2 separate regions of the Homo sapiens genome follow, and region 2 is linked to region 1. A link is a contact called in ENCODE Hi-C or POLR2A ChIA-PET data. All regions are on one chromosome and are shown on one strand. Each heading gives the region's core, a stretch centred on a gene start or an enhancer-like site at or near the end of the contact. The rest is flanking DNA. Distances are from core to core; before and after follow the strand shown.

What was found. Hi-C counts contacts between places; a loop is a spot of excess contacts on that map. ChIA-PET counts read pairs that join two places held with the same protein, here RNA polymerase II (POLR2A). Pooled maps may share reads with other maps.
Region 2: a map of naive thymus-derived CD4-positive, alpha-beta T cell shows a loop between it and region 1 (8-fold over the local background). The contact joins the enhancer-like site here to the promoter of BLOC1S2 in region 1. A Hi-C loop is called at or near these places in 1 of 168 maps with a recorded cell type or tissue (naive thymus-derived CD4-positive, alpha-beta T cell) and 10 of 50 pooled maps. POLR2A ChIA-PET finds 5 or more read pairs at or near these places in 3 of 52 experiments (Panc1, activated CD4-positive, alpha-beta T cell and activated naive CD4-positive, alpha-beta T cell).

What each region holds. Positions count from the first base shown.
Region 1 is chr10:100,284,672-100,289,726 of GRCh38, reverse strand. BLOC1S2 (biogenesis of lysosomal organelles complex 1 subunit 2) reads left to right here and starts at 3,047. Exons shown (of 5, transcript NM_173809.5): 1 at 3,047-3,122; 2 at 3,514-3,630. The coding sequence starts at 3,068. PKD2L1 (polycystin 2 like 1, transient receptor potential cation channel) reads left to right here. Exons shown (of 16, transcript NM_016112.3): 15 at 671-755; 16 at 1,249-1,578. The coding sequence ends at 1,331. RefSeq lists a silencer at 2,931-3,130 and enhancers at 3,421-3,720, 3,306-3,813.
Region 2 is chr10:100,480,533-100,485,587 of GRCh38, reverse strand. WNT8B (Wnt family member 8B) reads right to left here. Exons shown (of 6, transcript NM_003393.4): 4 at 4,465-4,590; 5 at 3,534-3,676; 6 at 1,844-3,317. The coding sequence ends at 2,772. Among named protein-coding and RNA genes, the nearest start is that of WNT8B, 20 kb to the right of the region's middle. RefSeq lists enhancers at 1-503, 1-628, 2,649-3,304. Within about 2 kb of position 2,932, at least 3 of the 41 ENCODE cell types and tissues checked have a DNase peak (open chromatin) inside an H3K27ac peak, as active enhancers do.

The DNA.
Region 1 (5,055 bases), core at 1,798-4,297:
ATTTGTTCCTCACAGTTTGGGAGGCTGGGAAGTCTAAGATCAAGGTGCCAGTAGATTCAGTATCTGTTGAGGGCCCACTTCCTGATTCATAGAGAGCTGTCTTCTTGCTGTGCCCTTTCATGGTGGAAGGGGTAAGGGAAGTCTCCTTTATTTTATTTTTTTATTTTATTTATTATTATTATTATTTGAGATGGAATTTTACTCTTGTTGGCCAGGCTGGAGTGCAATGGCACGATCTCGGCTCACTGCAACCTCCGCCTCCTGAGTTCAAGTGATTCTCCTGCCTCAGCCTCCCAAGTAGCTGGGATTACAGGCATGTGCCACCATACCCAGCTAATTTTGTATTTTTAGTACAGATGGGGTTTCTCCATATTGGTCAGGCTGGTCTCGAACTCCTGACCTCAGGTGATCCACCCACCTCGTCCTCCCAAAGTGCTGGAATTACAGGCGTGAGCCCACTCATAAGGGCTACATACTCACTATCTAATCCCCTGCCAAAGGCCCCACCTCCTAATACTATCACATTGGGGGTTACAATTTTAACGGATGAATTTGGGAGGGACGCAAACAGTCTATAGCAGTCTGAGTTCTCTGGAATCAGATAGAGAGAAAAGAAAAGTGGTACACAAACTATTTCTTCAAATGATTTGTCCCTTTCTTCTTCCAACAGAAGGAACAAGCTATTTGGAAGCACCCGCAGCCAGCCCCAGCTGTGACCCCAGACCCCTGGGGAGTCCAGGGTGGGCAGGAGAGTGGTGAGGAAGGGGGCCTAAAGCATCAGACAGCAGGCTTCCCTCCCTCTGCCTCCGCACAGGCCCCCTCGCCACATCCCCTGCACTTCTAGGACAACAGGTCCCATCATGGCTGCTGCTGAGCCCCACCCTGCATCTGGCCTTTTGAGCCAATGTTTCTGTGTGTGGTGGGCATCATGCTTAGGCTTGTGAATCAGTGTTTCTGTGTGTTGCCACATAGCTCTGTGAAATAACGTCTTCCACTGGGCCTTTTACTCCCTGTGTACTTAGCTCTGTGTGTTAATTAAAAAAAAAAAAGTTAACAAACAGGATAAAGAGAGGGAGGGTAATGGCTCTTCCTAAGCACCTGGATAGCCATGGTCTGTGAAAAAGGTAGAAACCAAGAGAGTAGGCGGTATCTAGATGTCTTCCTACTTCCCAGTGAATCCTATTCTTATCCTTTGTGCATCCCAAGATTTGTTGCTAGCACCCATGGGTTTCTCGTTTTCCCCCACAGAGGTTCCCTATAAAAGAGAAGAGGAAGCCTTAGAGGAGAGGAGACTCTCCCGTGGTGAGATTCCAACGTTGCAGAGGAGTTAAGTGTGAGGCACTCCCGGAGCAAAGTCTATGAAGGATCTTCTGCAAGAGGCTGCCTCCTGGTCCACTGAACCTGGAAACTGAGTGGGCTTTAACCAGGAGATAAAAATGGAGCCTGAAGGGAATCAGGCAAGGAAATGAACTCAGGATTCAGAGATCTTTGAATTAATATGTGGTGGGTTCTGACATTATTCTTCCATAAGACCATGTGGGTTTCCATGGTGGCTATCAATAAAACTCCTTAGGAAAACTTGGACTTTGCATTTGCTTCTGGTATTATAGAGGGAAGAAAGGCTGAAATTGTGGGTCATCCATGTGCCTGGGCTGGAATAGGTTCATGCTCTCTAGGAGGTATAGAGTAGGTGCAGTGATGTGAAGGAGCTGGGCTATAAGAACTTCTAGGCCTAGCACAGTGACTCACGCTTGTAATCCCAGCACTTTGGGAGGCTATGTTGGGTGGATCACTTGAGGCCAGAAGTTCCAGACAAGCCTGGGCAAAATGCTGAAATCCTGTCTTTAATAAAAATACAAACAAATTAGCCAGGTGTGGTGGCGCGTGCCTGTTATCCCAGCTACTTGGGAGGCTGAGGCATGAGAATCGTTTGAACTCGGGAGGTGGAGGTTGCAGTGAGCTGAGCCGAGATCACGTTACTGTACTCCAGCCTGGGTGACAGAGCGAGACTCTGTTTCAAAAAAAAGAACTTCTGGCTCGCAGGAATGGCTTGAAATAGTGGCTACTATGGTTGCACCATAGGAAAAGTGGGGACAGGTGACAAGTGAGACTCAGTCCTCAGGGTGGAGACAGTCAGGGTAGGAGGGCTGGGGATAAGGGGTAGCTGGCGTGTGTGTGTATGTACTGGCATCGGGGTGGGGTGAGAGGGTGCAGAGGGAGGATAACCAGGGATAAGAAAAGAAACTACCAAGATTTTGGGTGTCCAGGAGCCTGCCTGAGGCCTGCTGAATATCTCCTATCCCTTCTTCTGTGGCCTTTATCCCTCCTCATTTTGCACCTTCAATTGCTCCCCAGTCACTTCTTCTCATCCATCTCTTTCACTCACTCCTGTTCTCCCATCCCATTAAGTACTCTGTACACCTAGGAGGCTTGTGAAACAGCTTAAATGCAATTAAGATAACCAGAGTGTATCCTCAGCCCTAAAAAAGTTACAGTCTAAGCTTTCTTCAAGGAAGGCTGTATCAACTGAAGAGAAGTAGATGCCTGCCTGCAGTTTAAGAAATAGGGGCCAGTGAGTTGGTGTTAACTCAGGACATTGGGAGGGACAGTATTTAGGACCAGGGATCAATGCCTGAAGGTTTCCCAAAGTGTGGACGAGACAACCTGTAAAACTTTGGATTCCCTGAGCAATCTTTTGATGACTAACTCCAGTGCGGAGTGTCAGGAGAGCGGGCAATCCGTCTTCAGTGGTTTTGGTCAGCAGGCCACAAACAGGGTTGACTATTCCCAGACGGGTCGTGAGTGGTACAAGATGAGTGATCCCTCCAGGGTGTGACTGTAGGGATGAGCTCGCCCTCAGTCCCAGACGTCGCGACTGTTGGCAGTGGATCAATTCACAACAGCCTGGCGTAGCTTCAATTTCGGCTCCGGAATCGCCCTTTGCTGTGTCATAGACCTGAGGCTGGACTGGACCGCTAGGCGCAGGACTGCAGGGCCGGCCGGGTGGGCGGGGCACACCCAGTGCGCATGCGCAGCACCCCGGCCCGGAAACAGCGCGGGGTCCGCTATGGCGGCGGCAGCCGAGGGCGTACTGGCGACCCGGAGTGATGAGCCCGCCCGAGGTACCCGGAATGGATGGGGAGGAAGCGTCCGGTGGGGGGCCTGGGGCTCCGTCTCGGGTGGGCGAGGTTGAGTGTGTGGTGGCTCACCTGGCAGGAACGGGCTGGTGAGAGGAGTGCACTTGTCGCTGCGCGCGAGTGTTTGTCCTGTCAGGGTGACTGGGATGGTGCCAGGATGAGCGGGGGTGCCGGGTATGGGCGAGGGGCGGTGCGAGGGAGGCGAGTTGATGTGTCAGATGGGCAGGGACGCAGTGAAGGACTTGAAATTATGGCAGATGGAGAATGGAGCCGACTTGATGGAATGAAGGCAAGTGGAGGGATGTCGGAACAGGCTGCTTTGGCTGGATTAGCACCGGGTGTAGGCGGGACACTTAGTCATTCTCCCTTGGCCCAGACGATGCCGCCGTGGAGACAGCTGAGGAAGCAAAGGAGCCTGCTGAAGCTGACATCACTGAGCTCTGCCGGGACATGTTCTCCAAAATGGCCACTTACCTGACTGGGGAACTGACGGGTGAGGCGGGGTCTGGGTTGATTCGGGTGCGGTTTGGCCCAGGAGGCCTGGGAGATGGTTAGCAGCATCAGTCTGCAGCTCCCTTCCTACCCTGCATGCCCTGAGACAGGCCTGTTGGAAGTTGGGGGAGGCCATGAATGGGAGAGAAAGAAAATACAACTCTGCAGGCCTCTGTAACATAGACTAATGAGAAAACAATAACAAAAAAGAGTTCATATCCAGCAACAGTAATCAAGAAGTGCTTCCTTGGGGAAAGTGTATTTTGAGCAGGGTTGTGAAGGGAATTATTGGTGGAAAAGGGGGAGATGATACAACTAGCGAATGAGGTGGTATGTGCAAGCAGTGTGTTTGGCTAAAGCAGAAGATGTGTTTACCGGGATAAAGAGAAATGAAATTGAGGAACGGGGAGTGACCTGCAGATTTAGGGACCTATTAGTTTGGTCTGAGGATTTGATAACCCATCCTTTGGGACATGACTAGTGTTTGATCGTTTCCAAGTGGACACATGACCTATGTGTGGAGGAGGATCAGAAAGTGAAGTATGGGCAGGGCGCGGTGGCTCATGCCTTTAATCCCAGAGGCCGAGGCTGGTGGATCACTTGAGGTCAGGAGTTTGAGACCAGCCTGGGCAAAATGGCGAAATCCTGTCTCCACTAAAAATACAAAAATTAGCCGGCCGTGGTGGCGGGCGCCTGTAATCCCAGCTACTGGGGAGACTGGGGCAGGAGAATCGCTTGAACCCAGGAGGTGGAGGTTGCAGGTTGCAGTGGACTGAGATCACACCACTTGCACTCCAGCCTGGGCGACAGAGTGTGACTCCATCTCAAAAAAAATGAGAAAGAAAAAAGAAAAAGAAAGAAAGTGAAGTCTGGTCCAGTACAGCATCTCAAAAACATTTATTAAATTGTTTCACTTCCCCAGGAAATTACTGTAAGCTAAATTTGTGAATCAGAATCTATGAGAAAAGGCTTGATACAGAATAGTAGGGGTTGTGAATCTGTAATTTTTTTTTTTCTTTTTCTGTTTTTAAGAGACAGGGTCTCACTATGTTGCCTGGGCTGGTCTTGAACTCCTGAGCTCAAGTGATCCTCTTTCCATCTATTTTGGTTGATGGCACCACCCAGGCTTAAAACCCCAGATACATCTTAGTCTGCTTCCATCCCTCAATATCTACTTGAACAAGTCCTATAAATTCCACTTCTGTAATGTTCTTGCACCCATGCTCTCCTTTCCATTCCTTTTACCACCACTCTGCCTGAGATCTTCATTACTTTTCTTTTATTATTATTATTATTTAAAAAAATATGGCCAGGCACGGTGGCTCATGCCTGTAATCCCAGCACTTCGGGAGGCCTAGGCAGGTGGATCACCTGAGGTCAGGAGTTCCAGACCAGCCTGCTCAACATGGCAAAACCCTGCTTCTAC
Region 2 (5,055 bases), core at 1,683-4,182, 200 kb before region 1:
CCTCCCACCACCGCCAGCACCACCAGCGCCGAAGACGACCCCGTCTCTGTCTTTGCCCTAACCTGCTGCTAAGGCCAGTTGAGGCTGCGATTCTTTTCAAAAAGAAAAAGCTCTGCCTGTGTTTAGGCTCACAGGCCAGGGACAGGAAGGAGACAGTGTTTTGCCCACCCCAACCAATGTCCTTGTCACTTCTCAGGGCCTCCCTCTGTTTCTGTCTTCTGGCTGAGACAGATGGGCTCCTGAAGAGCACACAAGAGGTGGAAGGGGCCTGTGCTCTGCACTCTCCCCACAGTAACTTACTAGTTGGGGGAAGAAGCCAGTCATCTTTCTCAGCATCAGTTTAAATCTGTAACACAAAAGGTTTGACTGGCTGACCTCAAAGATGTCTTCCCAAGCACCAGTTCTGGAGTTGTCTACTTTGTAAAGGGACCACGGCCCTGGCAATTGAGTGTAAGATGAGAACTTAAACTCCGTGATGCAGCAATGGTGGTTGTTCACCACTATCTCTACTCTGGTGTTTGTTGAATGAACAAATGAACAAGTGGATATTGCAAAAGGAAGGGAAAAGCAATACAGATCCAAGGCATCTCAGTCATGTTTTCTTGGTAGAACTGGAATGAATCTGGTATCCATTTGGGGGTATAAAACAATAACCTATGAAATAATGTTCTGGCGGCATGACGTATTTAGAGTGCTGACCTGGAGTTACCAAATATGAAGCACAATAGTTCTGCTTTTATGCTAAGAGACCTGGAGAATGTAGCTTTACTTTACAACATTGTGCTTTTAAATTTTCTAGCTGCCTTGCCAAACTTTCTTCGTGTACATTATAAAGTAATTCTGCAAAGTGGGACAGGTAGGTTAGTATATGCTGCTTCTTGATTAAGGAGAAAAGGTGAGTTGGGAGATTCAGGAGGTTCAGATAAAAGCAGAGGGAAGGCGTGAAGGGCCTTTTGCTGAGAAAGCTGGAAATGAAGCACTAAGAACACCTGAAAGGAAGTGTATCCCCGGTCAGGAAGGGGAAACTCTCTCCTCAGTAAGTGTTGGTAAGACCAGAAGGTGTGTGGGTGAGGCCAAGGGTTTGGGATCTGACCTGGCCATTGCCTTAGTTTGGAATACGGGAACCCTTGACTCTTACAGGTGAACCCCTAGAGTCTTGGCTTTTGTTGCCTGGAGCCAGCCACACTGCTTTTCCTACTCTGGGAGAGGAAGGTTGAGGTCGTCTAGCATCTGACCAGTTCTGCTCTAGAAGAGCTGCCCAGCCCCAGACCTGGGACTGTCCTAGGGCAAGGAAGCTGGCTGGGAAGCCCCTTGGGCTACAGAGGGTCTGTCAGGGATTGGTTCTTCCCTCCCCAAGGTCTTGCTCTGTTTCATAAACAAGTCCCTGCTGTACTCTCTGAGAATAAAACCAGAAGACTCAAGTACCACAAGCAGCAAGCTCATGGCTCTTGAGTGAATGTATTAGAAGATTTAAATAGATGATTTACTAATCCTTGGCAGCTTAGCCTCAATCCAGATAACTGCTTGGGCCACCAGGGAAGTGAGGCTTTAGGGAGGATGGTATCCTGCCAAGATGGGAGGGAGGAGAGAGCCTACAGGTTGTATCTGTTACCACAGCCCACCCGAATATCCTCAAGAATAAGTGCAGTACCTAGAAAAAGAGCACATATCACAATGACTGCAATAAATTAAGGTTCAAGGTGCTGAACTTCCTACTAAGCAACAGTTTCATTGCAGGAAGTTTACTCATTGAAGGAAGATATCCAGTGCTCTGAATCCTGCCTGTTTGAGAACCAGGTTAGTGAGAAGGAAGGGTCTCAGTTTCTCCTTCTTAGGACCTGCCTCTAGAGGTGCAGACCAGGATCTGAAGAGGAAAGTGGCTTTATTTACCTCAGTCTTGGCTCAGAGGAACAAAGATCCTTTGGAGAAGAAGAGGTAAAGTTGGTTGCTAGGAGGAAGTAGGTCAGGAGAAGGGAGAAGTTACCTTTAAAGGGTAGGAAATGACTGTAATCTGCCCTTAACGTATTTCCTAGACCTTCGGGGTATGTATCTGGAGTCCCTCGGGTTATTGTCTAGGAAAGTCATTGCCCCACTAGTAAAGTCCATTCATGATATGATACCATAGGGATGAGTAGCACCCTTGGTGTTCAAGTTAGCACTCCAGAGCTCCCTCTTCCATCTTCAACCTCTGCCTCTAGGAACCAACCCCAAAGACATGCTTTTCCGGGGCCAGTTTCCTCAGTTTTTCTGGGAAAGGAAAGGGAGAAGAGGAGAGAAAGCATTCAAGATTCCTGGGGAATCTGGCTCAGCAGGTAGCAGGGGAGGAGCTGTGCAGAAGAGAGGTGCAGCAGTGGGTGAGCCCTGGTAGCAGACAGTGGGCAAAAGGGCAAAGCTTTGACTTTACCTGGGTCCTGCGTGTCTGAGAAGGGTTCTTCCAGCGCCTAAGGCTTGATAGGCTAGGTCAGACATTAGGGCTGCTAGGAGAGGGGAGGAGGAACACCTGTTCTCCTAATCCAAGGAAGATCAGTAACTCAAAGCCTGAGTTCTCAGACCTAGGTGTGGCTGCGAGGATTCAGACAGAGCTCTAGGAGAGCACAGAGGAATTGGGGAAACAGGCTGGAAAGTGGCAAGCTTTGGAGAAATTGCAGTCTCTCCCTCTCAGGATCCCTAGGTCTGGGAGAGCGGGTTCCCCATTCCCTAGGTTCCACAATTACCGGGGTCTCTAAAGGAAGCCAAGAACCAGTGGGAAAAGGAGGGGGCAGAGGAAACCCTTAGGGTTTTCTCCCGGGTTTGTGCGCAGCGCCCCCCCGCGGCCGCTCTGCGCGGCTACAGAAGTACTTGGTGACCCTCCGGCGGCACTGCTCGCAGCGGACTGCGCAGCACCAGTGGAACTTGCAGTTGCAGCTGGACACGGTCTCGGCCCGGCGCTCCTCCACCGCCAGCCCGCAGTCCCCGCAGAGCCGGCGGCAGCTGCGGCGTTCCCAGCGACCCAGGGCCCGCCCGCGCCTTAGGCACTCTCGGCCTTCGGTGCCCAGCAGCCCTAGCGTTTTGTTCTCCAGGCAGTAGTCCGGGGAGTCCTCCAGGTGCACCAGCTCCCGGGTAGAGATGGAGCGAAAGGTGTCGGCGATGGCGCCGCGGCCGGCCGCGCTGTTGCCAGCACCCTGCAGCAGGTCCACCTTGAGTGCTGCGTGGTACTTCTCCTTCAGGTGCGCGCCCACCTCGCGGAACTCGGGCAGCTGCAGCCAACAGGTCTGCGTGGTGCAGCTGCCAGACACGCCGTGGCACTTGCACGTGCGTTTCATGGTGCCCTTCACCGCCTGGGGAGAGAGCTAGGAGTGAGAGGCCCCGGATTAAGCGCGTGGCGAGTTTAACTGCCCCTGTGGGAGTTGCGAGAAGTCTAGTTAGTCTACTGGGCCAGCCCACTTGGTACCTCATTTTGCCAATCTTTTAAATGAACTGAAGAGTTGTCCGCACCTGGAGCTGGTAGTGGATATAGCCAGCAGCTGCCTATTTCCAAGGGCTGCGGGACTCACCTTGCGGCCAGCCTCGTTGTTGTGCAGGTTCATGGCTGCCCGTGCATCCTGTCCTGTTTCCAGGGCATCGACAAACTGCTTGGAAATCGCCTCTCCGAAGCCCACATTGTCACTGCAGCCTCCCCACAGCCAGCCTTGTCCCCCTGGAAAAGTGCAGAGGGAGGACAGGTCATTGAGCAAGCGGGCGCAGAGCCTCCTGGGCTGCTGTTTCTAATTGGGTTGGGGGTGGGGGGGTCCAGGATAGGAGAGGATTAAGGTTGGGCGAGTGCCCTGTATCCAGATCAGTTGCCGTCTAGATTTGTTTTTGCCACTTTTACACGCCCACTTCCAGGTTCAGCCAATCCCCTGCTCAGGGCTCAACGACGTAAGTAGTTGCCGAGTGGATTCTTTGCAAGGTGCCAGTACACTCCTCTGCCAACAGTGCCTCTTCGCATGGGCAGAGGGTGCACGTGCCCTGCTGGTGATTGAGGTCCAGAAGGGACAAAATGGTGCCAAAAAGATGAGGAAAGCTCGAGCATTGAGGGGGAAAGAGGGGTACAATTGAAATATGGAACAACGATGTTGGAAATTGGTCAGGAGGGCTCAGGAGATTGGAGACAGCACTGGAGGTAAAGAGTGGAAAGTAGACGGGGATAGGCAACACGGAAGGAAGTTCCCCTTGTGTTTGAGAGAAGCAACAGAGGAATCCCCAGAGTGTTGTTTCTTTATTTTTATATTTAAATTAAGGAAACTACTCAATGGGAAAAGAAGGTTCTAAGCTACATTTAGCCTGGCTTGTCATTGTAGGGCTTGGGATCAAACTCGTTCACCCATCTTCCGCATGATTTTCTTCATATTTAGAAGAATACAGCTCTTCTTCACCCCCACCAGGCTTTTCATTCTTTATGTGCGTTGGCTGGCCTATGGTACCCATCCCTACATTACTACTCACCCAGTTGCCCGTTGCGGGAGTCATCACAGCCACAGTTATCAAAATCTCCAAGGCTGCAGTTTCTAGTCAGGGTGTACATGACTCCAGCAGAACTGATGGCATGCACAAATGCTGTCTCCCGATTGGCTAGCAGGAACCAAAAATCCAGAGTTAGAGGGAGGGGTTTCAGCTTAAAGAAATACCAGACATGCTACCTTTCTTTAATAACCATCATTATATCCTCTTTCCCTAGCTCCATCCTATTTCCCCATCTTTATTATTATTTTTTAACTTTTATTTTTTTGCAGAGAGTCGGTCTCACTATGTTGCCTAGGCTTGTCTCAAACTCTGGGCTCAGTCTTCCTACCTCGTCCTCCCAAAGAGCTTGGGATTACAGGCTTGAGCCACTGTGCCTGGCCTTCCCATCTTTATAGTGTATCTTACCCTCTTGCATGGTCTGCCCCATCCCTGGCCTTAGCCCTGCTCTTCTCACCTCCTGTCTTTTCAGGTCACACATTTTATGACCAAGTGGCTAGGGTACTGTTGACACACATGACTGGAAAGAGCCTGAGGAAGAAATGGGGAGGGAGATGAATCTGAAGGCTAGGTTGT